Linked DNA regions of Homo sapiens: region 1 is linked to region 2. Evidence: read pairs that join two places in POLR2A ChIA-PET (ENCODE). Cell type or tissue: endothelial cell of umbilical vein. All regions are shown on one strand. Each heading gives the region's core, and the rest is flanking DNA. Links, peaks and the distances in the headings are about the cores only. Region 1 holds the start of LOC112268078 (a long non-coding RNA gene). Region 2 overlaps PPME1 (protein phosphatase methylesterase 1).

Region 1 (15,567 bases), core at 2,819-10,818, 91 kb after region 2:
GGCCATTAACAATACCCTAAAATTTGTGACATTAGCTTTGAGATTGGGAGTGGTTGGAAACTGGGAAAATGGCAAGAGCAAACATATTGAAGTCTGGGGAAATGATGGGAAATTATTACTAGAGGCTGGAAAAACAGTAATCTGTGTTTCATAGTGGCACTTTGTAAAGACCTCTGCAAGAATTAAAGTGATGTCTAGTCGACCTCTAGACAAAAAAAAACCTTCTTGGAAACTTAAGAGTGAGATCCCACAGAAGCCCAATTCAAAAATACCAGTAATAAAATCTAGAGAGATGTCACAAAACAGTTGTGTCATTTGGAGTATGGAATAGACTGAAATTATTCAAACTACCAATTATTCAGCTACCAACATGGGCCACATCTTCAGAAGTAGCCAAGGAAGGTGACAGACAAGGAATATGTTCCAAAGGGTATAGTCAAGAGCCGCAGAGATCAGTGGAGCAGGAACCCCCTCCCAGGGAGTAAACTCTAGACCTGAGCAAGAAATACACCCTCTCCTGGGATAGTGAGACTTGTAAACCTTTGCCCAGCTGGAGTTCAGAATTGCTATGTGTCTCTCATTCTTCCCTTTTTAATTTTGTTTTGTTTTGTTTTTGTTTTTTGAGACAGAGTCTTGCTCTGTTGCCCAGGCTGGAGTGCAGTGGTGTGATCTCGGCTCACTGCAACCTCCCCCTCCCGGGCTCAAGTGATTCTCCTGCCTCAGCTGCCCAAGTAGCTGGGACTACAGGTGTGCTGCCCAATGCCTGGCTAATTTTTGTAATTTTAGTAGGTTGGTCTTGAACTCCTGTCCTCAAGTGATCTGCCTGCTTCAGCCTCCTAAAGTGCTGGGATTGTAGGCGTGAGCCACCGTGACCGGCGTTCTTCCCTTTTTTAAATGTAAGTGTCTATTGAGGATATCCTGCCTCCGTCTCAATGTACAGTAGGTATGCGGGAGGCAAATAACTTGTCTTTAATTCATCGGTGTCAGGATTAAGAAGAACAACATCCATAATGTCACATACAAACCTGATGTGAACCACAAGATCCTGGTCTTCAAGCCTGATGACATAATTGCAAGAGGTGTTTGGGGGTCTTGGAATGGTGGTAAGCATATTTTTCCTGTGGGAGCAATGTGAATAATTATGGTCAAAGAGTAAACTGTGGTAGATTACAAAATTTGCCACACTCTTTCCATCCTCCCTGAATTCATACTCTTTGAATTGTGACTTTGCAGCATCCCCCATCAAGAGGTGGAGGGAGACTATTTCTCCTCCCCTTAAACCTGAACTGACATCATGACATTTTTGGCCAATGGAATGCAGCAGAGAGATGGTACAAATTCTCTGTCTAAGCCTCAACATGCATCGCACATCTCAGCTCTTTTTTTTGAAGTCCTGTCCCACTACTCATATGAAATGACCTGAGCTAGCCTGCTGGAGGACAAGAGATCACATGGAATAGAGATGAGCCATCCCAGCGGAAGTTATTCTACATTATCCAGGAACCAGCCAATTTAGCAGCTGGCCTCAGACCCATGAATAAACTCAGCCAAGACCAGGTGAACAACTCACCTGGGCTTAGCACAAATGTTGACTTGCAGAATTATGAGCTATATAAATACTTGCTATTTTAAACCACTAAGTCTTTGGGGATAGTTTGTTATTTGGCAAAAGCTAACCAATTAAAATAAATTGAACCAATATAAGAGTCAAAGCACAAAATTGGATAGAGAAGTACTTAAAAGGAAAGGGAAATATGTGAGATAAATGAGAAAGAGTGCTGATCTTTGTTGTTCTAGGTGGTGGGTACCTGGGTGTTTGTTGTATCCTTCCCTCTAATTTTCTTTATTTAAAGTTTTTACCATTAATAAAACTAGATTAAATTATAACTTTAAAGTAAAAAGAATACAAGTTGGAGTTCCAAAAGGCTAAGATTCCATCTCCTGTCTGCACCCTAATTAGGTGATCATACTCATTTCCACAGCTTTTTTTTGTTTTTTTTGAGACGGAGTCTTGCTCTGTCACCCAGGCTGGAGTGCAGTGGCGTGATCTCGGCTCACTGCAAGCTCCACCTCCCAGGTTCACGTCATTCTCCTGCCTCAGCCTCCCGAGTAGCTGGGACTACAGGTGCCTGCCACCATGCCCGGCTAATTTTTTGTATTTTTTAGTAGAGACGGGGTTTCACCGTGTTAGCCAGGATGGTCTCGATCTCCTGATCTCGTGATCCGCCCGCCTCGGCCTCCCAAAATGGTGGGATTACAGGTGTGAGTCACCGTGTCCAGCCATTTCCACAGCTTTAAAGACTTTGGTATGTTGATAACTTCCAAATTTATATCTCTAGCTCAGACCTTTCTTCTGAGCTCCAGACTCATATTTCCAGTTGCCTACTTGATATTTACATTTGGATGTCTCTCAGGTGTCTCAACCATGACTTGTTTAAAATTGATCACTTAATCTTTCCCTCTGTTGTGGCCAGTCCCCAAGATAGCCCCCAGTGATCCCTGCCTCCGGGTACTCACACACTATGTCCCTTTCACACTGTAGGAGGATTGCAGGATTGCTATATGTTACCATAGACTTGTACAGAAATGACAGTGTGTGACTTCCAAGGCTAGGTCATAAAACACACTGTGGCCTGTGCCTTACTCTTTCTTTGGATCACTCACTCTGGAGGACGCCAGCTGCCTTGTCACGGAGACACTCAAGCAACCCTACAGAGAGGCCCATGTGGTAAGGAACTGAGGCCTCTTGCCAACAGCCATGTGAGTGGGCCATCTGCCCACTCTGGCTTTCCTTATTTAGCTCAGATTAGCCGAAGCCTGGATGGAAGCCATTCAGCAAGTCACAAGCAGCCTTCCCAGGCTTCCCAGGCTTCACTCAGATAGCCCCTCTGTCTGGAGTTGAATTTACATATATGCCATGTGCCCCTCCCCACGCCTTTGCTTATCACAGCCTACTTGCCTTTAAAAACCCAGTTCAAATTCCACTTTTTTTTCCCCTTTTTTATTTTGCCGAAGACTCATGATATTGCTTGGCTTGGTGCTAGGTGCTTGGTGCTGGGGGTACTGCACTGACTCAGCTGATTCCAGCTCTCAGGGGGCCCACAATTCACTGAGAGAGTCCAATCATTTCAGTCTGGTATGGGAAGTGCTGCAACAGAGGGGCAAATGGAGAAGGAGAGGTGGGGCCCTGCCAGCTTGGTTAGGGCCACAGTCAGGAAAGGCTTTTTGGAAGGGGTGGTGCTTGAGTGAGAGTAAAAGGAAGACCAATCTCTGGCAAAGTGAAGAGAAGTCCAGCAGTGTTGTCGGCTGAGGCCCCTCTGCCCCATCTGTTGTGCTGCCTGTCATCTCAGGTAGAAATCACACCTTTCTCTACTCCGGACTGATGCCAGCATTCCATGAGTATTAATTTCTGGACTTGGGTTTTTGAAAACAAAACCCAAGGAAGGGGAGGGGAACCCCAAACTGGTTATATAAGGAACAGCAGCTGAATTATGCATATTTAGACTGGGAGGTAGGGGGACTGAGTGAAAAGGAAATGGACTGTTTTTATAACACAGAGCTTCCAAGTGCAAAATGTAGGAGCTGCAGAAGGCAGAGGTCAGCTGAACACAAGAAAGAGCTCTCTACTGGCCTTTATTTAAAAGAGAATGAACTTGTTTTGGCCCGTTGTCCCTGGAGAGGTTCAAACATGTATCCCCACTGGAGGTCACATCATAGAAAATGGTGACAGTTAGGTAAGATGCCCTTTAAACTCCTTTCCAGTGGAAATTCTGTCGCACCACCATCATCCCTCGATGACTCCCGTCAGCTGCTGACTTTAGTCCAAGCTCCATGGAGCAGCACACAGAGCACTCCACCTCTCCACTCACATCCCTACCCACACCCACTCTCAAACTCCAAGAGCAACACCAAATCACTGGTGCTCTGCACACGTATGCCATGTTCAGTATTTAAAATACCCTCCCCTATCCCTTTGCCAGTGTTTATTCTCCAACACTCAGCACTAGCACTGTAGTGGATTTTTGTCACTTTTTTTTTGCACTATTATTTCCAATTTGGCAAATTAACTCCCCAACTGTGTCTCAATGGAAAGGTAACTAGTGTCCTGCCTCTTACTAGAAGTCAGGAGGAAGCTAAGGGAGTCATATCCTTCCTTTATCAGCCTCCAGTTGCAGCTAGGAGGCAGGCAAATGACAAAAATCCAGCCAACTGGGCCTTCTCTCAAGTTACTTTGAATCCAAAGTCATAAGGAATAGATAAAGGTGATTTTCTGGTGGTGTGGGGGCAGTAGCATGGTGTCCTTAACTGGTTGTTTAGGCAGTAACGTGGTTGTGTCTTTTTTCTTACTTTTTAGACTTCTGGAGTGCCCTTGTTTCTCATTTCCAGATTAATCAATATGTATTAAATGAATGAATGAAGCAGAGGGATAAAGGTCAAAGACTTAATCTAAAGCAAATTATGTGCAAGGTCGGACCACTTAATGATCAGAAATGGAGGTAAAGAGAGGGAAATAAAAATAAACAGGAGAATGGTCACAGCACTAACAGAAATGAGGGGAAGTGTTGGTTTAGGGAAGATAGAGAGGAAGGATAGCGAATACCAAATTTTTATTATAATCCCCCCTCCAAAACGTTTCCATTTATATACATACCAACTCTTCTCCTTTAGTGAGAACAAAAATAAAACCCTGCTCCCTCTCCCTCTCCCTCTCCCGTCTCCCACTTTCCACGGTCTCCCTCTGAGGCCCAGCCTAGGCTGGACTGTACTGCCGCCATCTCGGCTCACTGCAACCTCCCTGCCTGATTCTCCCGCCTCAGCCTGCCGAGTGCCTGGGATTGCAGGCGTGCGCCGCCACGCCTGACTGGTTTTTGTATTTTTTGGTGGAGACGGGGTTTCGCGGTGTTGGCCGGGCTGGTATCCAGCTCCTGACCGCGAGTGATCTGCCCGCCTGGGCCTCCCGAGGTGCCGGGATTGCAGACGGAGTCTCGCTTACTCAGTGCTCAATGTTGCCCAGGCTGGAGTGCAGTGGCGTGATCTCGGCTTGCTACAACATCCATCTCCCAGCCGCCTGCCTTGGCCTCCCAAAGTGCCGAGATTGCAGCCTCTGCCCTGCCGCCACCCAGTCTGGGAAGTGAGGAGCGTCTCTGCCTGGCTGCCCGTCTCTGGGATGTGAGGAGACCCTCTGCCTGGCCGCCCAGTCTGGGAAGTGAGGAGCGCCTCTTCCTGGCCGCCATCCCATCTAGGAAGTGAGGAGCGTCTCTGGCCGGCTGCCCATCGCCTGAGATGTGAGGAGTGCCTCGGCCAGGCCGTGAACCTGTCTGGGATCTGAGGAGTGTCTCTGCCTGACCGCCACCCCGTCTGGGAGGTGAGGAGCGTCTCTGCCCGGCCGCCCCATTGGGGAAGTGGGGGGCAGCCCCCGCCCGGCTGCCGCCCCGTCCGGGAGGTGGGGGGCGCCTCTGCCCAGCCGCCCCGTCTGGGAAGTGAGGAGCCCCTCTGCCCGGCCGCCACCCCGTCTGGGAGGTGTACCCAACAGCTCATCGAGAACGGGCCATGATGACGATGGCGGTTTTGTCGAGTAGAAAAGGGGGAAATGTGGGGAAAAGAAAGAGAGATCAGATTGTTACTGTGTCTGTGTAGAAAGAAGTAGACATGGGAGACTCCATTTTGCTCTGTACTAAGAAAAATTCTTCTGCCTTGGGTTGCTGTGAATCTATAAACTTACCCTCAACCCCGTGCTCTCTGAAACATGTGCTGTGTCCACTCAGGGTTAAATGGATTAAGGGCGGTGCAAGATGTGCTTTGTTAAACAGATGCTTGAAGGCAGCATGCTCCTTAAGAGTCATCACCACTCCCTAATCTCAAGTACCCAGGGACACAAACACTGCGGAAGGCTGCAGGGTCCTCTGCCTAGGAAAACCAGAGACCCTTGTTCACATGTTTATCTGCTGACCTTCCCTCCACTATTGTCCTATGACCCTGCCAAATCCCCCTCTCCGAGAAACACCCAAGAATGATCAATAAATACTAAAAAAAAAAAAAAAAAAAAAAAGTGTAATAGATATAATTTGGTGAACATTGTCAATTTTATAAAATTAAATCTTTTTCATTCAGTTATAATAAATAAATAAATAAATAAATAAATAAATAAATAAATAAAACCCTATTATTTTAGGTTGTGTTAGCTGCTTGGTCTCTTTACGTGGGTCTCAAGTCAATGGCCTTGCCCTTTACTTTCAGAGACTGTTACATTTAAAGAATGCATCAAATAGCACATACCCAGTGGCAGGAGAAATCGAAGATGATTTGGAGGTTTCAAACCAGGGAGATATACGGCCACTCAGGAAAAGCAGGAAGAAAATGTGGAGCTTGAGATTTCAGCAGGTATGTTGTGAGCAGAGATGACCCAACAGCAGCAACATGTCTCTAAAACAGGTGGTATCGCCACTGCATATTTCTCGTGCAACTCTGCGCATATGCAGAATCAAGGATTTGGTGTTTTTCTTCTTCAAGAAGAAACATGACATAGGTTCTTTCATCTGACAAACATTTATTGGGTACCTACTGAGGGCCATACACTGTTCCAGGCAGTGGTAAAGTAGTGAAAAAGCTATGCTCATGAAGACAGATAATACTACTACTTAAATTGATTTGTTCATTTGTTTATGTGCTATAAAGAACAATAAACTAGGGAAAGTGGTTAAGGACGGGGTCGGCATGGTTCTCAGAATATTCCATTTAGAAGCTGACAAAAGGACCTCGTAGAACATTCCTTTCAGTCATCTTCCCTTTGAGCCTGATCTGGGAAAGGCAGGCAACAGAGACCAGGACCACAGATTCATAAGAACCCTTGGAAACTCAGTCCTTCATCAGTATTGAAGCATAGATCTACGGTTATTACCGTGAGAGATTTCCAAACTTTAAACTTTTGTCTTATTATAGTAGCTGGCGCTAACATGGGCAAACAAATTAGATCAGCTTAAGGAGAGAAAAAGAAAAGAAAAATAAGAATGTTAATGTTAGTTCTCACATCTGGGACTTCTGATAAACCAATCAAGAAATATTTCCTGAGTACTAAGCCAGAATATTCATTTAGATGCAAAGTGGATTCTAGGGTATGTGATGTGTGTATTTCAAGAGTATTTCCTGTTTAGATAGCAAGCTTTATGAACTACACAGTATCTCAAATAAAAATTACACAGAAACTCATGCCTATGAAGAGACCTGTTTATTACTGATAACACTTCATTTGGCTAAAACCACAAGAAATCCACACACAAATACATAAAGTGCAAATTCTCACAGGCAGTACTTATAATACACCCTGGTGTTTTTGTAGGGAAAAATGAGAAGATGTTGACAGAAACTGTTAAAACAAGGGCACAATTTTGAACTACTGCTACACACTTTAGTCAGAAAAATAATTCATTCTTGACTGCATAAATTTTACCTGGCATATTCAATGAGGCATACAAAGAGTTTATTCTAGCCTAGAACAACAAGGCCTCACCATACATAGAAGCAGAGTCTTGCTTGAGTGGCTCTTGTAAGATACATGATGAATCATAACAGTGGACAAAAACATACCAAATAGGATCAAATTTGTTGTGACTCACTTGGAAGGTAGTGCTACTAGGCTCAAAATGACACTTAGACTAGTGATATTAAGTCTACATAGACACCATTTCTTTACCTTCCTGGCCAACACCTTGCTTTGAGTGTAAAATACCAGGCATTATATATAATTTCCACAGAGAGATATGCTTTGCTCTCTCCAAAGAAACTGAGTATTTAAGGGGATGTCTGCTTAATAAACATTACATTATAAAGTTCAGTGATGGGACTTCATTGAAAAAACTGAATTAGAAAATTCATTTTTTGATTGTTCCTTAAACTATTTGCTACTTTTAAAAAATCCCTTAATTCCTAGTATCAGCAATTAAACACTCTATAACAGGTACTGAACTAGGTGGTATGGATATGAAAAATAATAAACCACGATTCCTACTCTCGGGACTGAGCATCAGGTGGTCCTTTTTAGTCAAGGAATGCCAATAGTAACAAAACTGTTTCAGGTCAGTTTAGTTTGGCATTAATCCTTCTGAAGGTCAGATTCCAAGGGCAGGAAATAGTCTGGATATGTTCTATGTTTATATATCTTTTTTTTTTTTTTTTGAGATGGAGTTTCACTCTTGTTGCCCAGGCTGGAGTGCAACGGCGCGATCTTGGCTCACCACAACCTCCACCTCCTGGGTTCAAGTGATTCTCCTGCCTCAGCCTCCCGAGTAGCTGGGATTACAGGCATGTGCCACCACACCCGGCTAATTTTGTATTTTTAGTGGACACAGGGTTTCTCCATGTCGGTCAGGCTAGTCTCAATCTCCCGACCTCAGATGATCCACCTGCTTCGGCCTCCCAAAGTGCTAGGATTACAGGCATGAGCCACCGAGCCCGGCCTATGTTTATATATCTTGCACTACAGCCAGTGTGTGTAGCTCAAGGACTTGCCTCCACTGGGGGTGAGGGCACTGGGGGAGAAAACTGAGCAGCCACGTGATGAACATGGTGCTCCTTTGTGGTGGCATAAGTTTCAGTAAAGATTAAACATATCATTTTTATATTAAAAGTTTTATTATAAAGAATGCAAAATTCACTTACATTTTAAAGACAGAACACACTTCATGTCAGTGGTAGGCTGATTCTGATTTTGCTCTCAGAACCCCTTCCCCCTTCATCATGCCCCTCTGCTTTAGGGTTACGCTAGTGGAAAAATTTGAGCAGCAAACTCTAGGTATGTCACTTTGTCCCTATTTGGTCACTCTACACATTCTTATAGGTTCTCTTTTATAAGTACATAGTCTTGAATAAACAAAGAGGAAAGATGGTCTAATAAATATATAGTATGGTGAATACTTTAAGGTAACCAGTAGTCAACACTAACTTTGTTTCCAACTAGAATTAAATTCATGCTGTGCAAGGAGTCAGACAATGAGCAATTCTCATCTTACTATTTATACCTCTATGGCTTAGGGTAAGATGCTCTGAGGGACAAATGTGAATAAGATTTCCTTAGATCTTGTGCTTTGGCTCCCCAAGTACAAGGAAACCTGAAATAGAATGTTATGTCAATTGCCCATTCATTTTGGTTAGTACGACTCTTTCCTCATCAGTTTCTAGAACAATCTCAGATGACAAGTGAATTGTAAAAGGCCGTAATAAATTAACATATAGCAGTATGCAGACAGATCAAAACAGGTTATGAAATAGATTTAAAATTACTTCCTACAATAAGTCTTAAATATAATGACAACATTAACAAAATAACCAAAGGTCCATAGGCAAATGTAGTTTATGACTAAGCTTAAAGCATTCTGAATGAATACAGTTGAGATTTCTTATCAGTGAGGTAACAGGGCAATAGTCCTTCACAGTAACAAAATGTGCAAGGGTGCCTAGGAAAAGTGGGAGGTAGAGAGAAAAAGGCATAAAATTAAATGTATCCAAGTGAAGTTTGGATTTTTCAAGCATCACAAATATCAATGGAAAATGTGGAAAAAAGTACTGATAGCAGCAGCTCATAGAACAACTTATCCATTAAACTACAGCTAATATCCCTGTTGCATCAATTCCAGAAGCAACTTGCTTAAGAAATGGGAGGTCTATTTCCTATATAAAGACATTCCAAAGTATCCAATCTCTTAGAACCTCTCCATCTGCTAACGTATCTACATCAAAATAACAACATATATATTCAAAACGAAAACCTCAAATAACCTAAGCCACTATACATTCTTCAAGATGAACAAAATTTTGTTCAAGTCTCACTTAATTTGCCAGGTTAAATTAAAAATAACAGTGAAGCAGGAAAATTATTCATTGCACTTATGCATCAGTTACTCAAAACACACAAAAATTGTTTTGTGAGCTAAATTCTTCTAGATATGGAGTGAAACCCAAATGTTACTTTTAGTGCCCTTTATGACATTTTTGTTCTAACCTGAGTTTTTAAAAAAAATGTGCTGGAAAGAAGGACCCTTAAAAAGTCATCTGTATATCTCTTAATTTTTAAAATTTTTATTCCCTTAAAAATAAAAAAAAGATTTTGAATAGAAGATATTATGAAGATTTCTCAAGAAGTTCCTAAATCTTAAACTTTCCATGCTGTCTTTAAAAAAAAGATCCTTATTCCCTCTGGTTCTGTCTTCACTAGAGATGGAGAACACTATGGCATAGTATTTCTTACTTTGAACCCTTCAATAAAAGACTCAATAAAGCTTTATTAGCAAACTTAGCAAACTATCTCAACAGCTTTCTCCTCTCCAGAGTCAAACAATCTTTATTCCTTGAACTTTTTCTCAGAAGTCTTATTTTCTAATCTACATTTTCTTCCTTTTTATTTCTGCTCTACCTCTTCCTGAGTTCTCACATGATTCTGATACAACATCCTAGCAGGAACTGAATCCGTAAAAGGGATACTTTTTCTCACCTCCTAAACCTTGGCCTCATTTTAGTGATCACAATAAAGGAAAATGGTAGGTGCATACTCATCATAACAACAAATAAACACAAGTAAACAGGTGGGACACAGTTTATTCCCTACTGTTATGGTGTTACATTTGCCCTTCACGAGAAGCATTTCCCGTGTCTCTTTATATTGTTTGCTTATTTCTACTGTTTATTTCCAATGTATGCTTTGATCTTGCCCTACTAATTCTCTCCTTTTCTCCAAAGCTTTAGAAAATTCCAGTTTTGACTTTCATGCTCAATGAGAATGCAATCATTTTCACAATATTGTTCAAAAAGAAAAAGATAAACATTGTAGTGCCCGAGGCTGAGACCTCCTAGCCAGCACTTCTGTCTCTCCTGACCAGCTTGGGCTATCACTGAATTTATCCTGTTAGGCAAATGTGCACCTACTACATCAAGTTCATGTTAAGTATCATGCTCAGACAGACTCATGACAGGCTAGAATAAAATAATTCCCTCAATCGATACACTTCAGGAACATTTGTAAAATTTTGTTAACTTGAGAGAAGAACACTTCAATAACTTTTCACCTTAAGATGACTTAAATGTTGCATTATATTAAAGCACTCAAATAAAACTGTTTTCTTCATAATAGAATGACAGTCATGACATGGCTTTAGTAACTATGAATGAGCCGTTGATTCATTTTAGCTTCATTTTTGTTTATCAGTCACTGAAACACAGAACTAAACCAAATATACCTGTTTTTCATATATACAACATTATACCACTTTGCAGAATATATGCCATTTCCTAAATTACAATCTACATTCTTAAAAGCATATAAAACAAAAGATGTTTTACACATTTTAAAAATAAAACAAAAATTCTACACATATCTTCTCCAGTGCAAAGCCTTTGAAAACAAACTCATTGAGAAAAATGGTGCTCTACATTTAGCTAGCTGTCTATTATCTACAGTCATACAGTCATATAAGATCCAACAATAAGAAAGTAAGGAAGGAACAAATTAACAATAGTGGCAATACAATAGTTGGACAATTAGGTTTGGATTATATGAGCTCAACCAAATGTTAGCTGACAGCTGCAACAAACGAAACCATGATTTAAGGAACATTCTAATCAGTTCAAACTTTATATTATTATTTTATATGAAATAAATTCTCTAATTACAGTGCTATCTCCCATAAGCAATTTGTTTAGGTCTTGTTATTGTTATCTCCTAACTATACCCCATATGTATTCTGAGAACTATGTAGGACAAGATACATTTTAAGAAGATTAAACACAGCATTTCTTTTTCTCTCTCTCTCTCTTTTTTTTTTTTTTTTTGAGATAAGGTCTCACTCTGTCATCCAGGCTTCAGTGCGGCAGTGTGATCATAGTTCTGTAACTTAAACTCCTGGCCTCAAGCAATCCTCCTGCCTCAGCCTCCCAAAGCGCTGGTATTACAGATGTGAGCCACCAAGCCCAGCCTAAACAGCATTTCTCTATTAAACCTTTTCAGAAGACTGCATGATTAGCCAAAAGTGACTTTTTTTTTTTTTGAGATGGAGTCTCCCTCTGTTGCCCAGGCTGGAGTGTAGTGGCGTGATTTCGGCTCACTGCAATCTCAGCCTCCTAGGTTCAAGCAATTCTCCTGCCTCAGCCTCCCGAGTAGCTGGGACTACAGGTGCCCACCACCACACCCGGCTAATTTTTGTATTTTTAGTAGAGACAGGGTTTCACCATATTGGCCAGGCTAGTCTCAAACTCCTGACATTGTGATCCACCTGCCTCAGCCTCCCAAAGTGCTGGGATTACAGGCGTGAGCCACTGCGCCCAGCCCAAAAGTGACTTTTTGTAAAAAATTATTTTCTACACTAAAAGAAGATAAATAATAGTCATGCAATCAGAAATTCTACAGAAGTCAGCAAGATGTTAGAATAAACTGGACCTCTGTTTTAAAACATGTAGTTTTAGTATTTCATAATACTTAAAATTTGGATGTTTTATTCTTAGTAAAATTAACATTACTTCATAAAATAAAAGAATAAATCTACTTACAAAAATGTAATTCAAAAGTTAGACTGTCAAATAAATTCAGAGCTCCTTTCTCAGTTCAGATTTTTTTCTGTAATAAAAGGTTTGATAAATGACACAATTCTAATATGAAGATCCTTAACTACATTAAGCTTGCTTTTATTAAGATCTTTATTTATATTCCTAAGATTTTAAAATCAGCAAACTCACTTGATATAGAGGAAGCACCTACAGATTTTGGAAGATTTTCCTTAGCTATCTGCAAATTGACTGATTAAATTATGGTAAATGCAGGAACACTGTTTTTTCTGTTCACACCAGACCCTGAGAAGGCACTGAGAAATTTGATAAGAACAAAGCCAATAGGAGTGTTGCCACTATTGTTTTATGTTCAGTAAACATCAGAATTTTAAATACATACAGTAAATTTATACTGCACCAAGGGCACCTGAAACAGACATGCCAAAACCACACACTGTAACATCTGTTCTAAACTACAGAAATGCTAAATATCCTATTTCAAATACTCTAATTTGTAAATTAATACCTGTGATGTCACAATGACACTTTTTCATAACAATCAAGGAAAGTACCATTTTCTTGCCAATTTTATGGACTAATTTCCTTAACTAACCCTACAATTATATAACATTTACCTGTCTTTTTTTTTTTCTTTTACCATGCTATACACAATTACGAGATACAGAACTAGGCTTAATCACACTATAATAAGAAAACTCACTTTTGAATTGTGATGTTTCTGTTAACGGAAGGACAATACGTTACTATAATACTTTTAGTGTAATAACTTTTGTTTGAATTATGAAAAAATTTGAATCATTTCCCTCTAGACCATTTCATTTCAAACTTATACTTTGTTTAGTCTAGCCAGTTGACCAAAAAGAAAGAAAATAAAAGGAAAAAGATACTCGGCCAGATGAGATAGAGAGAGAATGCTAACACAAGGTTCAATGTATGCAGTTCTCGGTTGCTCTGTTCCATATGCCCACACAGTGTCATGACATATTGGTGTACCCCTAAACAGAACGCCAGATCAGTCCATTCTTACTAGGCTGAAGAAAATTCTCTATCAGAGCATCAATGAGTTTCTTCAGTTCTTCCTCCAGTAAAGCAGTGTCACTGAGGAAAAGATGAAGAGTTTTGGAATTATTTATTTTCATAGGCTTAAAATTTATTTAAATTAGTGTGATTTTTTAAGAGGTCCTGATGGAGTCATTAAACAATTGGTAAACAAAAGAGAAATTCACTTGGTTAAAACAAAACAAGACCAAAAAAAAAAATTACACACAAAGAAAACACTGCTATCACAAACTGAAGGTGAACTGCATTAATAGGAGTTCCTTGGCACATGATAAACAGAGGAGTGATGGTGTATCTAAAGAATTCTCCTGGGTCAGGAGAATGAGGTTCTAATGGCTTTGAACACAAATACCAGGTGTTAGGAGAAAATGGCTTCCTGAAATACTTTGAAAAATATTCAGTACAGATGTTATGGAATGATATATCTTTCAGGTAGCAGAAGGAGGTGTGACTAAAATAACGTGATGTTTAAAAAAATAAATGTGCACTTAAAAGAAGGCCCTTGAAAGTCATCACTGAGGTGCTGCCGTTGCCCAGAACATTTCGAGGCAAGCCTCTTTTAAACTGCCTTTACAGTCATTTTAAAAGCTACACAACAAATCAGTTCTTATTACTTTAATAATCTTCCTTCATTTTCAACCAGATGTAGCATTACCCAATTTGGTTTACTTTAGATTCTACTTTGAATGACTTCGGGGGCTCTTTATCCCCCCCAAAGGAAATGAAATCTATCCTTAAATGCAAAGATTTGGGGAAATACAAAATAGTATAGCTTGGTTGGACTCTGAAAGCAATTCTAAAAAATCTCCTTCCCAAATATATATTGAGCAATTACAATATTATAGGAGACAGTACTTTTAATACATTTAAGTAGCCTTTGAATATGTTTATGAAATTCACTTAGTCACAATTCATCCTCTTAAAAGGAAATGAACTGAACAGATTATGTCAAGTCATATTAGACATAGAAAATGGATATTTGGCAATAAACAAATTATTTGATGATAATTTCCTTATGTTAATCACATAATACTTAAAGCTCAGAGAATCTTTCCAAGAATAGAAATTCAATACAATTTTAAAATTCAATTCCCAAATGATGTAGCTGCTTTAAAAAATGGTCTGGCAGTTCCTCAAAAGGTTAAACACAGAGCTACCATATGACCCAGCAGTTCACTCCTAGGTATATACCTAAGAGAAATGAAAACATACATTCACACAAAAACCTGTATGTAAATGTTCATAACAGTATTCAAAACAGCCAAAGAGTGCAAATAATCTGAATGTCCATCAAATGATCAATGGATTAAAAAGCATGGCATAGCCATGCAATGGAATATTGTTGGGCCATAAAAAACAAAACTTTAAAAAAAGGAATAAATTCATGCTACAACTGAATCATGGTGGAACCTAGAAACCATTATACTAAGTAAAAGACGGCAGTCACAAAGGCCCACATATTGTATGATTCCATTTATATGAAATGCCCAGAAAAGAAGCAAATCTATAGAGAAAGACAGTAGATTGGGGTTGCTGAGGGCCGTAAAGGAGGGAAATGGGAAGTGATTTCTCATGGCTACGGGCTTTTGGGGGTGATGAAAATGTTCTAAAATTGATTACAGTGATGGATGCACAACTTTGAACATACTAAAAGCCACTGAATTGTACATTTTAAGTGCGTGAGCTGTATGGTATGTGAATTATATTTCAATAAAGCTTTTGTATGTATATCTTAAAAAAATCAATTCTTACCTCTGGTCAGGTGACGCACACATCTCTGCATAATACTTTATCTTTGGTTCTGTTCCACTTGTCCGAAGGGTAGCAACACAGCCATTTTGAAAAGTAAATGTAATCATTTGGCTGTTTTTACTCACAGGCAGCACCTATGCAAAATGGCAACAACAGCTTAATTATACTTGGCATCTTTTTCATTTTCTTTCATTTTCAAGAATTGTA
Region 2 (15,567 bases), core at 3,245-11,244:
ATAAATGTCTTCATCATCCTATCTTCCTTCCTATTCTTCTAACTCCATCTCCAGTCTCTTCTTCAGAACATTTTCTCTTAAGTTCTCCAAACCACCCAGATGACGCTTTCAGCAAAATTACAAGAGACCTTTAAGTCTCTATTATATTGCACTGTATACCCTTAAGTTTTCCAATACTCCCTTGAGGGATATGGCTCATATTGTTAATTTTCATTAATGTCTGTCTTAATGCCCTTCCTGCATCATAAGGGAAGAAGCTATTCTGTATTTCTTTTCTACTTTCATATAGCATATGGCATACTGCCCTAGCAGGCAGAATATATCTGTTAACTGAATCAGATATCAAGTGGAAATTTAGGACTTGGTAAATATATCCTAGGCGTTTTCCTAGGACAAATGGTCTTATGCAAGAATATGGCTTGTCAGAATGATGTTTGTGTTGGTGAAGTTTCTACCACTTCCTGTTCACTACTGTGATGCAGGATTCCTGTTCTCACAGAAATATCAAAGATCTATCTTGGGCAGATAGCATCAAGAATGTAGCTGCTGCCAGCTTGGCTTGTATCTCAGGTGCCCTGCCTGCTTCCGCAGTAACAACAAGTGAGAAAGTTATTCTAGACTTGGCTCAGTTGTCTAAAGCCCATCCAACTTTTATCCAAACTTTTTTTTTTTTTTTTTTTGAGACAGGGTGTCACTCTGTTGCCCAGGCTGTGGAGTCCAGTGGCATGATTACAGCTCTCACCGCAGCCTTGACCTTCTGGGCTCAAGCGATCCTCCTGCCTCAGCCACCCAAGTAGCTGGGACTACAGCTGTGCACCACGATGCCCAGCTAATTTTTGTTATTTGATTTTTTTTTTTTTTTTTTTTTTGTAGAGACAGGGTTTTATCATGTTGGCTCGACTGGTCTTGAACTCCTGAGCTCAAGCAGTCTGCCTGCCCGCCTCGGCCTCTCAGAGTCATGGGATAAATGGGTATGAGCCACTACGCCTGGCCCTTTTTCCGAACTCTAAAAATTTATTCAGTAAATTTTTTTTTCTAGTGCCTAAGATGTGTCAGTACCTGATCTAAGAACTGGGGGATGAATCAGGCTCAGTTCCTATCATCAAAAAACTGGGGATGCAAACAAGGAAACACATAAACATAACACAATGAAGGAAGCCAGGGGATATACCTAATGCAGCCTGGGTATCATGGTAGGCCTTCTCTTAAAGTAGTCTTGTTTCTTTTGCCAGATACAGGATAGAATAAGGGTTCTGTTTGTTAAATGTTAAGATGTTCTGGGTTTCATGAGAGTCATTGATCTTTCTGAACCTGAAAATTATTATACTATGAGGTATTTGGTAATTTTGTTTTTTATTCTGCTGGATATCTGAATCAAGTTTATGACTGATGGCCATTTTGGCTATTCTAGATTTTTTTTTATGTTGAAATATAAGGCCAATGATTTACTGCTTTTGCTCTCATAGGTTTCCTAATGAGAGGCAGCAGGGGTATAGTCATTAAGAACCTGGGCTTTAGGCCAGGTGTGGTGGTTCACACCTGTAATCCCAGTGCTTTGGGAGGCTGAGATAGGAATATTACTTGAGGCCAGGAGTTTGAGACCAGCCTGGGCAACATAGCGAGACCCTGTCTCTACAAAAAATATATATATTTTTTTAATTAGCTGGGTGTGGTAGCATGTGCCTATAGTCCCAGCTACTCAGGAGGCTGAGGTGGGAGGATCATTTGAGCCCAGAAGTTCAAGGTTATAGTGAGCTATGATCATGCCACTGCACTTCAGCCTGAACAACAGAGTGAGACCTTGTCTCGAAACAAAACAAAAAAGTTAGGGGAAACCTGGGCTTTGAGGTCAGACAGATACAAATTTGCATCTTGGTTACACCACTCTGGCTGTTCTGAGGAAAATCAAATAGAAGAAGTGGGGAATGAGGTGTGAAGTTGGTTAGGAGACTGTTATAGTAAAGGAGAGTAATAATGGTAAACATAGACGAGGATGGCAACAGAGGAAGAGAGTCATTTTTTAATGTATTTTCGAGGTAGAACTGACAGGACTGGTTTATGGATTGGATGTTGGGAGAGAGACGGGGAAGGGCAGGAAGGGACTTAAGGATGACTTCTAGGTTTTTAGCCCAAGCAATTGGGTGAATGGTAGAAACAGAAAGAGGTAGATATGGGAGCAAATAAGGGGCAGAGAATCAGTTTTGTTTGGATAAACTCAAATGCTTATTACATATGTAAGTAGAAATGTTAAGTAGGCAGTTGTATATACTAGTTAGAAGAGGCTGAACTAGAGATAAATTGGAGAATCGTCATCACATAGTTAATATTTAAAAGTGAAAGATTGAATGTAAAGACCTAGGAACTTGATATTGATAGGAAAAAGATCCAAGACTGAGTCTTGGGATATTCCACAATATTTAGAGCTTGGGAAGAAGAGGAAGATCCAACAAAGAAACTGAAAAGGCACAGTTGATGAGATAAAAGGAAAACCAGGTGAGTATATTAAGTGTTTGTAGAAGGAGGGAGAGAATAACTGTGTCGGATGCTGCAGAGAGATCAAGTAAGATGAGGACCAAGAAATGACCATTGGAATTGGCATGATAGAGGTGACCTTGACAAAATAAATATCTGAAAATAAATGGGATATAAAAATCATATATAAGTTGGGGAAAGGATGAGAGGTGACAAAGTAGAGAAAGCAAGATAACTCTTTTGAGGAGCTTTGCTGTATAGGAGAGCAGAGAAATGGAGTAATAGGTAGTAGTGAATGTGGCATTGGGAATGTTTTTAAAGGCTGGATAATGGAGTATGCTTGTGACATCCACGAGAGAAAAAAAGTGACACAGAAGAGAGACAGGATAACTGAAAGAAAGAGTATCTTTTCAGAAGCAAGAGGGGATGGGAACTAGTGCCCAAGGTTGGCCTTGATAGGAATAGATATTTCATGTATTAAACAGGCATCAAGGCAGAGTATATTATTACAAGTATTGGTGAATTTGTGGATTCATTTGGTAGTTAAAAGATGAGGTAATAGTTCTGATTGCCTCGGTTTACCATTAAAGTAAGAAATCATGTCATTATCTGAGGAGAGGGGCTTTAAAATTTTGAATGATTTTTTAAACTAAGAAATGAGATTTAAAGAAGTGCTTTCTCCTAGTGGCTTGCTTCAGGCAGTGTTTCCAGTTCACCCTGGGAATGCAGTCATTTTGCTCTGCCTTAGTTGTACTTAGGTGGACAAATGTGAGAAGACTAATTTATTCAGATAGCCTAAGCCCTGTAGCACGGCACACAAGGCCCTGGAGAAGCTGGCGCCTGCCTTCCAATCCTATTCTGTCACGCTCCCCTTTTATCTCCTCCCTGCTTCTCCTTGCACCCAGTTCTCTAAAATCATTATCCTGCCGACTTTCACATCACAGCACCTTTGTACATAATGTGCCCTCTGCCTAGAATGCTCTAACCAACCTCTTTTATTTTCTGGTTAAACTTGTTATCTATACTCCTCAGTTTAGCTGTGACCTCTGGGGAGCTTTCTCTGACCTCCTCATTCATGTTCAAGTGCTTTCTTTGAACCTTGCCTCATTATATTAACATTATATGTGTCTTTTTCTCCCTACCGAATTATGTGCTTTTTGAATACAGGCCTGGCACCTAGTATCCTCTTGATAAATATCTGCAGAACTGAAATGGCTATGATGTTTTTACTTAATTTTTACTTATAAAACCATGTAGCCAGGTGAGTAATAGTGGCAATCTCTATAGTAAGAAACACTGGTGATCACTACTTTTTATTAGGTCTCACATAATCTGTAGAATTATTTATTTGATTCCAATGATGTGATACAATAGATACTGAATAACCTTCTCTCTTCCTTTCTTTTCTTTCCCAGTGTGAAGAGTGGCCAGATTCGAAATCTGGAGTCTGCCCGTGTCTCAATGGTTGGCCAAGTCAAACAGTAGGTCTTACTCTTCCCCCTTGGTCTGGTTAGAGGCGGAAACATGGTGAGGGAATTACAGATTGCTTCTTTTGTCTTACACCAATTCTACCATTCCGGTAAATGCCTTTATTATTTTAAATAATTTTAAAGGTGAGTTCAGTTGGGACAGACATAGATTTTCTTTCGCCTGCCTTCCTTTCTCTCCTTCCTTTCCTTCCCTTTCTTTTTTTTCCTCCTCATTTAATACTGGATTACCTTAGCAAAACTCTGCGTGTTAAAAAGCAAATCCCAGAGCATAGACATTACAAATTATGTTAACCTTAGTGATAGCAGCTGAGTTTCATTCTAGTAACAGTCTCCTTCTAAGCCAAACCTGGCTGTGAGGGAATTATAATAAAAAAGCTCTGGCATAGCCTGAGTGAAAGCCAGATTCTAAGAGTGAGCTAAGATTATTTAGCCCAATTGATCTTTCCTGATAGAATTACATGGCATTCTGGGTATTGCTGTATAGTCACAAAATAAACTTTAGATGAATTGAGAAAATGTTGCCCAACAGAACAGACAGAAGTTAGATGAAAATGATAATGGCTTTGAGTGCTTACTATTTGCCAGGCACTGTGCAAGGTATTTTATATGCACTGTCTCATTTTTAAAACCTTATATTATGGAAAAATTTTGCACATATAAAAGAAGAGTGATACAGTGGATGGACCCCAGTGTTCCCATTGTCCATTTTCAATGGTTATTAACCCATAACCATGTCTCATTTGTTTCATCTGTGCCCCTATGTATTTCCCCTAGTCACAAAATATTTTGAAGCAAATTCCAAACAAATATAATTTCCTCTGCAAGATTTTCATATGATCTAAAAATAAGGGCTCTTTAAACATCATCACGATGACATTATTACACGTAAAAAAATTGGCAATTCTTTAATATCATCAAATATCTAATCAATATTTACATTTCTGATTGTCTCATAAATAATTTTTTACAATTAAAGTCAAAATCAAAATAAGTAGATAGCAATTGGTTGATCCACCTCTCATGCATCTTTTAATCTAAGGTTCCACTTCTGTCTCCCTCTTTTTTTTGATTCCTTGCAATTTATTTCTTGAGGAAACCTTGTTTGCCCCATAGAATTTCCCATGATCTGGATTTGCTGATTGAATTCTCAGGCCATAATTTAACATATTCCTTTGTTCCTTATATTCTGTGTAAATAGTTAAATCTAGAAGCTTCATCGGGTTCAGGTGTTTTGTTTGCAAGAATACTTGATAGGTGATGTTGCGTACTGCCATCAGGAAGTACATAATGTCTGGTTGTCTTTTTTTTTTTTTTTTTTGAGACAGAGTCTCACTCTGTCGCCCAGGCTGGAGTGCAGTGGCGCGATCTCAGCTCACTGCAACCTCTGCCTCCCAGGTTCAAGCAATTCTCCTGCCTCAGCCTCCTGAGTAGCTGGGACTACAGGCATGTGCCACCATGCCCGGCTAATTTTTTATATTTTTAGTAGAGGTGGGGTTTCACTGTGTTAGCCAGGATGGTCTCTATCTCCTGACCTCATGATCCGCCCACCTCGGCCTCTCAAAGTGCTGGGATTACAGACGTGAGCCACCATGCCCAGCCAATTGTCTCTTTTTTTTTAATGTCAGGAGCCGTTGATGTTTATTACCTAGATTCATTAATTCATTTGCACTATCTCATTTAATCCCTACAATACCTCTTTAAGATAAGTATTGCTTTATAGATGAGGAAATAGAAGTTCAGAGAGGTAGTTTCCCAAGATCACATAGCTAGTGGATGACATAGCTGAGATTCAAACTCCTGTGTATTTGACTTCAAGGCCTATCTTATGGTTTTATGCCTAAAAGGGCAATTTCAGTAGAAATATCAGGCAGTCAAAATGCAAGACTTTGAATAACCTGTGAGACTGCCCACTTTTCAATTCCTAAATATTTTGAGACCTCAAATTTGTCTAATCAGTAGTAAAGCATTTTACATGGCATATATGCAGATAGTTGAGTGATTTTAAAATTTTATTTCCAGTGATGTTTTCTCTTAATAAGTAAACCTATGTGTAGGAGAGTGTGTATGTGCATGTGTATTAACTGTCACATAGATAGCTGGAACTTTCCTGCCCCTTATAATCCAGGTGAAATTGCCTTGAACCTCCTAATCCACAGGCTATAGAAATTCAAAGCATATGTTTCTTTGTTACACTGTTTTTTTTTTTTTTATCACATCTATACTGTATACTACATGTGAAACTTGGCACAAGTTTCATATAAAACACCTACTTAACAAAACATTTGTGAACTTACACTTCACTGAAGGTTTGGCAGAGAAGACAGAAAGGGAGAAGTTATCATTCTTAAAAATCTACCGCTGACTTTTGAATTTATCCCAGTCTCTTTTTATCTTGCTTGTTCTCTCTCCTTTTCCTTCTCTGTCTTTGTCAAGGGCAAAATAACAGATTGTTCTCTATCATACAGAGCAAACCTTGGCACTAGCTGTTGCCCAGGCCCTTGGGATTTTTTTACCTTCAGAGCTTGTCAATGTGTTTTTTCCATCAAGTTCTCTCTAAAGGAAGTATGGTACCAGCTGTTGATATAATAATAATTTTTCTACCAAAGAATATAATAAAAAGAGATGCAATTTTTAAGAGAAAAACAACAATGATAATTGGTTGGTTCAGATGGTTTCTGTCAGCTAATTAAAAAGTGAGGCCTTTTATCATTCTGTTTGAGCCTTGTTCTACTATAAGCAGGGTTCAGCAGAAAAGCACCATGTTTTGGAGTTAGTTGAGCCTGGATTTGCATCCCAGCCTTAACCACTTATGAGTTAGGTGATGCTGGACAATTTTCTTAACTCTTCAGGGCTACTTCATAGGATTGTTATGAAGATTATATAAGATTATGCCAATAAAACTCATGCCTGAGGAAGTGGTTGCTCCCTTTCTATGGGTCAGTATTGGTGCAAGAACTGGAAACCAGCCCTTGGAGAATAGTTATACATTGGCCATGATTTTCCACAGCCCTGGAAATGCACAATTCTATCCTCCTACCAGGATGATTGTTAAGTTTTAGCTAACATTTGATTATAAAAGGCCGTAAGTATGAGTATCTCTGAGATAATTTGTGTATTGGAAAGAGGTGTGTAATAGCACTTTTTTAAAAAAACCTAGGTGTGAAGGAATTACAAGTCCAGAAGGCTCAAAATCTATAGTGGAAGGAATCATAGAGGAAGAAGAAGAAGATGAGGAAGGAAGTGAGTCTATAAGCAAGAGGAAAAAGGAAGATGACATGGAGGTGGGTAAAAACATTCATTCTTGAAAAGATGCGGTATGGAATGGTTCAAACTGTGTGTGGGTGGGAAGGGGTGATAACATTGTTCTTTTTGTTTGCCATTAGGTATTTTAGGGAGCCAAGACACTATCATAAGAGATACTTAGCTTAACTATAAGATGTAAAGCACTGTTGATAGCTCTGACCAATTGGAACATAAAACTTACGCTATATACCCTCCCCTAAAACAGACTGCTTTCTCACCTGTTCTTCTGTTCCTGTGTTTCCTCCCATGAGAAAAATTCCATTTCCTACCAGTCTACTCTAAGCTCATCCAGATCTTTTTTTTTTTTTTTTTTTTTGAGACAGAGTCTTGCTCAGTCACCCAGGCTGGAGTACAATGGCGCGATCTCGGCTCACTGCAAGCTCCGCCTCCCGGGTTCACGCCATTCTCCTGCCTCAGCCTCCCATGTAGCTGGGACTACAGGCGCCCGCCACCACACCCAGCTAATTTTTTTTTGTTATTTTTAGTAGAGACGGGGTTTCACCGGGTTAGCCAGGATGGTCTCAATCTCCTGACCTCGTGATCCACCCGCCTTGGCCTCCCAAAGTGCTGGGATTACAGGCGTGAGCCACCATGCCCGGCCTAAGCTCATGCAGATTTTACCCTGTCCATCTGTCTTTCAAAGTTTTTCTCCTTGAGGAAGCTCTTTAATTTTCTTTCCATTTTTTTTTTTTTTTTTTTCGTTTGAGACTGGGTTTTGCTATGTTGCCCAGGCTGAATTCCTTGGCTCACGTGATCATCCCACCTCAGCCTCCCCAGTAGCTGTAGCTGGGACTACAGGTGCGTGCCACCACACCCAACTTCCCTGGGGAAGCTTTCTGACCTCAATTAGTATCACTGTCTTTCCAACACAGCACTGAAAGTCTGTATGACACACCTTAGCACTTTTTTTTTGAAGTTGTACATATTAAGTCATAGAACTGATTTTATAAGTCACACTCAGAAATACTATGGTCCTTTGCTAGTCATCTGTTGACTCATGTTGTCCTCTGTGCAAGAATTGTATTCCAAACAAACAAAAAATGTGTATTTTGTGGCAGAAACTGATGTTCTGCATGAATTTCCCTCTGCATTTAGCTCAGGGTTGTATAAATAGTGTTTTATGAGTACTTGCCAGGCAAGTAGTGGTAACAAGTGCTTTTTTCTTGAAAATGTTTAGTGCTCATGAACAGCAGACTAGGGATGGTTTCGATTATAAACATCTTACTAATGGCAGGTAATGAACATGTAATGACCTACTCCTTTGCATTTGGTGATGCTGCTGTTAGCAAGAAGGAGAATACATTTTTAAACAGTATTTTAAATTTGAGGATCTTCTTGCCATCTTTAAAACAGTGATCAGAAATGTAATACTTTGTACCTCTTTAGAGTTTACAAGGGTTTAAATAACGCATGGTCTGTTTGGTCCTCTGAACACCTTATGAGGTGTGGAGAGATCTTTTCTCCCATATTATGGTGTAGAATCTGAGGCTCAGAAGTTAAGAGACTTGCCCAAGGTAATCAAGAACGCATTTAGTAGATTTGAGACTCTTAATATAATCAATTGCTTTTTACCCATTATGTGCTAAGCACTATGCTGAATGCTTCACATTTATCATCTCTAATTCTCATTTTAGTTCTGCATTGTAGGTATTATCACCATTTTACAACTTAGGTACAGATACTTGCCCATGGTCACACATAAAAGTTAAAGCTAAAACACACCCAGATCCTCGATTTTTAATTCTAACTCATTTTTTCTTTGTATTTTTTTATAAGCCCAATTATGTGGTTTCATAAACTCCAGCAGTTCTGTTGAGAGGGTGAACTGAGGCACATTAAGGAGTGTCCATGAGAATTCACTCCCCATTTCTCCCCAACCCTCCCAGCTTAGGCAACCACTAATCTAATCTCTATAGATTTGCCTAATCTGGACATTAAATATAGATGGAACTATATAATATGTGGTCTTTTGTGACTGGCTTCTTTTCTCTTAAAATAAAATTATCAGGGTTCATCCATATTGTAGCACGTATCAAATACTTCATTTCTCTATATGGTTGAATAATGTGACATTGTATGGCTATACCACAGTTTTTAATCCATTCATCGCTTGATGGACATTTGGGTTGTTTCCACTTTTTGTCTATTATGAATAATACTTCTTTGAACATTTGTGTGCAACTTTTTGTGTGGATATAGGCTTTTATTATTTGTCTTGGGTACACAGCTGGGAGTGGAACTGATCGATCATATGGTAACTATATTTAACCTTTTGAGGAACTGACAGACCGTTTTCCAAAGCAGGTGCACCCTTTTACATTCGCACTTGCAGTGTATGCGTGTTCCAGTTTCTCAGTATCCTTGTCAGCACTTGTTATTTTCTCTCTTTTTGATTATAGCCATCCTAGTGTGTATGAAGTGATATCTGATTGTGGTTTTGATTTTCATTTTCCTAATGACTGCTGATATTGAGTTTCTTTTCATGTGCTTATTGTCCACTTATATATCTTCTTTGGAGAAATGTTTGTTAGATACGTTGCCCATTTTTTACTTGGGTTATTTGATTTTATTACTGAATTTTAAGAGTTCTATATATATTCTAGATACAGATCCCTAATTTGCAAATACTTTCTCCCATTCCATGGGTTGTCTTTTCACTTTCTTGATGGCATTCTTAGAAGTATAGACGTTTTTAATTTTGATGAAATTCAATTTATTTTTCTTTTTGTCCCTTGTACTTTTGGTATTATATCTAAGAAGTCTTTGCCTAAAAGTCATGAAGATTTATACCTATGTTTTCTTCTAAGAATTTTCTTGTTTTAGCTCTTACATTTAGGCCTATGTTCCATTTTGAGTTAATGTTTGTGTATGATATCAGGAATGGAACCAACTTCATTCTTTTGCATGTAGATACCCAATAAACAGCCTGTCCCAGCTCCATTTATTGAAAAGGCTCCTTTTTCCCCATTTAATTGTCTTGGCACCTTTGCTGAAAATCAATTGACTATAAATGTTAGATTTTATTTCTGAACTCTGAATTCTATTCTGTTGATCTATATGTCTGCCCTTATGCAAGTACCACACTGTCTTTGTTATTGTAGCTTTGTTGTATGTCTTGAAATCAGACAGTGTGTAAGTCCTCCAACTTTGTTCTTCTTTTTCAAGGTTATTGACATCCTATATATTTTTTAAAAATTTTAATACTTGTTTATGTGCCAGACCACGCTCCTGTTGTTTTACATACATGAGTATCTTTAGCTCATCCTTACAATTCTTTCAGATCTTGTGTTGCCAATTTCACAGCTAAGAAAACAGTCTGGGGTTGGGTGCAGTGGCTCATGTCTGTAATCTCAGCGCTTTGGGAGGCCGAGGTGGGTGGATCACGAGGTCAGGAGATTGAGACCATCCTGGCCAACATGGTGAAACCCCGTCTCTACTAAAAATACAAAAATTAGCTGGGCGTGGTGGCGTGCGTCTGTAGTCCCAGCTACTCGGGAGGCTGAGGCAGGAGAATCGCTTGAACCCGGGAGGCAGAGGTTGCAGTGAGCCGAGATTGTGCCACTGCACCCCAGCCTGGGCGACAGAGTGAGACTCTGTCTCAAAAAAAAAAAAAAAAAAAAAAAAACAGGCTGGAAGAAATTAAGTAACTTTCCCAAGGGACCCACAGTGATTAGTTAAGAATGGCTTTGGGACTTGCATTCAGTCAGATCTGACTGACACAAAGCGTTATGTTTTTAAACACTTTTCCAGTGAAACAATGGGAGATAATGCAAGGCCTGTGGTGGATGCCCTTGTGTGGAGAACTGCATCTCGCCCAGGTAAACATCCCAGGAAGATTGTTAGCCAACTTTCTGTTTCTCCCACCCAACAACAAGTGGATCTCATTATATCAGCCTGCTTTATTACCATTTTCACAGCATCTAATAGGCATCTAAACTAAACTTCATGATCCAGCTCTTTGGAGAAAGGATTTATTTCCAATAACCTAAATACAGAAGAAATCCTAATTCTGTCCAGAATTTTTTTTTTTGGTTTTGCAAATTTTAAGATTTGAGATGAACTGTTATATATATATATATTATAATGTTACTTTTTGGAGGTTTTCTTACCTTAAATTTGTCATTTCCCTGTGAAGTTCAGTGTGCATGTAGGAGGGGCTTGTGAGATTATGCCTTGTCTCTGACGGTGGAGCTGATCTCTTAGAAATGGCTCATAGTGTTGTGGGGAATAGGACAGGCTGAGGTTCCAGGTTGAAATGGCAGTAAGTGTTTCCTTTAAAGTGTCCTATCCCTGGTAAATATTAACAGTGGAGAATAGAATTAGTTCTTTAGTGAGAATATTTGAATCATAAGGTACCTTTGTATCTCCTTTTACTGATGGAAGACCAAGGCCCAAAGAAGGGAAGGGATCTGAGAAAATCAGTGGCAAAGATAGGACTAGAAGACCCAAGTTTCTTGATTTCCCATCTGGCGATCTTTTTCTTTTTCTTTTCCTTTCTTTCTTTCTTTTTTTTTTTTTTACTGTGATAAAAAACAAAAACAAAACAAAAAACAACCCATAAAATATGCCATCTTGGTAATTTTTAAGTGTACAGTTAATATTCACATTGTTGTGAAACATCTGAGATTTTATGCCTATTAAACAACAACTCCCCTTTTCTAAAACTCTTCCAAAGGCCCCTGGTTGCCACCATTCTACTTTCTATGAATTTGACTATTTTAGATACCTCATATAAGTGGGATCATATATTATATGTCTTTTTGTGACTGGCTTATGTCACTTGGCATAATGTCCTCAAAGTTCAGTCCCTATGCAGCATGTGATAGCATTTCTTTCCTTTTTATGGCTGAATTATATATGTATATACCACATTTCGTTTATTCATTCATCCATCAGTGGCCATTTGAGTTGCTTCCACCTCTTGGCTGTTATCCATAGTGCTGCTATGAACATGGGTTTGCAGATCCCTCTTTGAGATTCTGTTTTCAATTCTTTGGATATGTACCCAGAAGTGGGATTCCTGGATCATACAGTAGTTCTGTTTTTAATATTTTGAGGAACTGCCTTGATGTTTTTCTTATTGGTTGAACTATTTTACAACTCAGTACACAAGGGTTCCTTCCGAATTCTCCACATCCTCACCAACACTTATTTTTCTCTTTTTTGATAGTAGTCATCCTAATGGGGGTGAGGTGGTATCTCATTGTGGTGTTGCTGTGCATTTATTTATTGATTAGTGATGTTAAGCATCGTTTCATATGCTTATTGGCCACTTCTGTATCACCTCTAGAGAAATGTCTATTCAAGCCCTTTGACCATTTTTTAATCAGGTTACTCGATGTTTTTAGTTGCTGAATTGTAGGAGTCCTTTATATATTCTGAATATTAATCCATTATAAGATATATGATTTGCAAAGATTTTCTCCCATTCCATACACATAGTACCATTTGTCTATTTTTGCTTTTGTTCACTGCTTTTTGGTGTCATATCCAAGAAATCATTACCAAGTCTACTGTCCAGCTTTTCCTCCATGTTTTCTTCTAGGAGTTTTATAGTCTTAGTCTTACTAGGTCTTTAATCCATTTGAGTTAATTTTTGGATATGGGATAAGGCCCCAGCTTCACTTTGGAATATGCATATCTGTTTGGTTATCCCAGTACTGTTTGTTGAAGAGACTGTTCTTTCCCCATTGAGTGGTCTTGGCAGTCTTGTCAAAAATCATTTGACTATTTATGTGAAGGTTTATTTTTGGGCTCTCTATTCTATTCCACTGGTCTATTTGTCTTTACGGCAGTACTAAGCTGTTTCAATTACTGCAGCTTTGTAATTGGGGAGTGTGAGTTCTCCAATTTTGTTCTTCTTCAAAATTGTTTTGGCTAGTCAGTGTCTATGAGATTCCATATGAATTTTAAGGTGATTTTTTTTATTTCCTAAAAAAAAAAGCCATGGGAATTTTGATAGAGATTATATTGAATCTGTGGATTACTTTGGGTAGTATGGACATCTTAAGCATCCAGTGATCTTTAAGATAATATGTTACTATCTCATGTTCACTTTTAGATTTTCATATTGTGGTTGATTCAGTATATTTATTTCAATTATAATGTTTCAAATATTTCAATGGTACAGAAAAATATAGAGAATTATTTATTTTTTCAGCCAATATTTGATTGCATACTCTGTGCTTATCTACAATAAAGATTTAATAAATGTTGACATTTTGTCATATTTGTCTCATATTTCCTTTCAAAATTACTATTGCAGGAACATTATATCATTATCATAAAATATAAGAAAAAATGCTCTACTGACAAATCAACCTATTTTCAGTTTTCCTTTTTAGTACTTTACTATACCACATTTTTCCAGTAGTAATCCTAACTTAGATGACATGTTGTAATCTGTTTCTTGCTTATATTATAAGCATTTTTTCATACTGCAGTATGTTCTTTGTAGTTATTCTTTTGATGAAACATCCTTTTGCCAACCAAGTATAAGAAAGGCTTAATCTTGGCACTACCACTTACTAGCTTTGTGATCTTAAGAAAGTTTCCTAAATTCACAGAAACTAATAGCAATAAAAAGTAAACTTGTAATTATCTTAAAATGAATATTAACAGTGACCCATACAACAAGACTGTTGGAAGGATTGAATGTATATTAAAATGTCTAGGACTTAGTAGGTCCTTAATAAGTGCTAGTTTCCTTCCCTTTCCTTTTCCCAGGGATCTAGTTTTTAATCCTGTTCCTCCAGGGGTTGCCCTCGGAGACTCAGAACTTGCTCTTATTCCTCCAGACCAAGAAAGACCATCCATACACCTGGAGAATTGAACTGGCAAAAACAGAAAAATACTGGGACGGCTGGTTCCGAGGCTTATCCAATCTCTTTCTTAGTTGTCCCATTCCTAAATTGCTGCTCTTGGCTGGTAAGTGTATATGTGCATATATTAGTCAGCTCAGGCTGCCATAACCAAATATCATAGACTGAGTGGCTTAAACAACAGAAATTTATTTTCTCACAGTTCTGGAGGCTGGAAGTCTGAGATCAGGGTGCCAGCATGGTCAGGTTGTGGTGAGGGCTGTCTTCCTGGCTTGCCTTCTCTCTGTGCCCTCACATGGCCGAGAAAGAGTGAATGTGAGCTCTCTGGTGTCTCTTCTCTTAAGGATATTAATTAGGGACGTTCATCCTATCATGTCAGAGCTCTGCCCTCATGACCTGAGGTTACGTCCTTATAGGCCCTAGTTCCAAATACAGTCACATTGGGAATTGGGGCTTCAACATGAGTTTTAGGGGGACACAACTCAGTCCATAGCAGTGTTGGTATATTGTCATCTCAATATGACCTCATTAAAACTTCTCACCAAATGAGTAGTGACATCCAAAGTAGAGTACCTTCCTCATTCATCTATGCCTTTTCTCCTCCCCACACCCAGTCTCTAAACCTAACTAAGCATAAGCATTCATCTAAGCATAAAGGATGACCTAATTCTGGCCTGGCCTGTCTACTTGGTCAAGCTCAAGTCCTTCTTAGTCTAGAGCTAGATGCAGTGGTATAAGGATATTCTGATTATTATGAGAATTAAAATAGTAAAACCTTGTTTTCAGAACCAGTTTAACATAGTAATTATAGGGGAATCTCAACCTGAAAAGTTTTATCTGGTGGTGAGAGTATGCTCTGGGAGTTAGGATTGGTATAAACATGAATGGAGAATGTCATCATATTTAAAACTTTGTAACACTTTTTACTTAATACGTGAACAGCAAAATCTGTTTCACAATGAATTCTCTTGTTTTCTAGGTGTTGATAGATTGGATAAAGATCTGACCATTGGCCAGATGCAAGGTAAGTTATCAAGAAATTATACCCCTGGACCCTTTTCTGAAGAAAGGGTGATAGGGCAGTTAACATCCTGAGATAGTGAGGTATAACGGAGAAAGCATGAGCTTTAGAGTCCGACCCAAGTTGGACATCCGCCTCTACTCCTAACACACTATATGATTATGGGCAAGTATTTCCCTTTCCTGAGCTTTAATTTGTTTAAAAAAAAATCCATCCAAAAATGAAGATTATAATACTACTACCTATGTCTCAGTTATAAGAGTTAAAATGAGGCAATGTGTTTAAAAATTATAAAGTACTGTATAGGTGTATGATACTGTGAAAAGAGATATTCTGACTACTGATCAGTTTTTTGTTTGTGGGTTTTTTTTTTTTTTTTTTTTTTGAATTGGAGTCTCACTCTGTTGCCCAGGCTGGAGTGCGGTGGGACCAATCTCGGCTCACTGCAACCTCTACCTCC

The links. ChIA-PET counts read pairs that join two places held together with the same protein. Peaks named below come from ENCODE experiments on the same cell type or tissue, not always from the same donor. Only the 100,000 strongest peaks of a DNase experiment are listed, where the experiment ranks them.
Region 1: POLR2A ChIA-PET joins it to region 2 with 10 read pairs; 4 of 35 experiments call an interaction of 5 or more read pairs at or near these places.

Annotation. Positions count from the first base shown.
Region 1 is chr11:74,323,108-74,338,674 of GRCh38, forward strand. PGM2L1 (phosphoglucomutase 2 like 1) reads right to left here. Exons shown (of 14, transcript NM_173582.6): 13 at 15,361-15,494; 14 at 7,209-13,647. The coding sequence ends at 13,545. LOC112268078 (a long non-coding RNA gene) reads left to right here and starts at 5,196. Exons shown (of 3, transcript XR_002957258.2): 1 at 5,196-5,365; 2 at 6,238-6,381. It overlaps P4HA3-AS1 (P4HA3 antisense RNA 1), which reads left to right. Exons shown (of 7, transcript NR_120556.1): 5 at 1-896; 6 at 988-1,103; 7 at 1,234-1,598. In endothelial cell of umbilical vein, for the core only: no CTCF peak of the experiment used is centred there; DNase peaks (open chromatin) are centred at 3,794, 4,164, 7,154, 8,054 and 1 weaker place; H3K27ac peaks cover 2,925 bases.
Region 2 is chr11:74,232,014-74,247,580 of GRCh38, forward strand. It overlaps PPME1 (protein phosphatase methylesterase 1), which reads left to right. Exons shown (of 14, transcript NM_016147.3): 8 at 3,888-3,953; 9 at 7,120-7,243; 10 at 14,063-14,192; 11 at 15,066-15,110. Among named protein-coding and RNA genes, the nearest start is that of PPME1, 69 kb to the left of the region's middle. In endothelial cell of umbilical vein, for the core only: no CTCF peak of the experiment used is centred there; no DNase peak of the experiment used is centred there.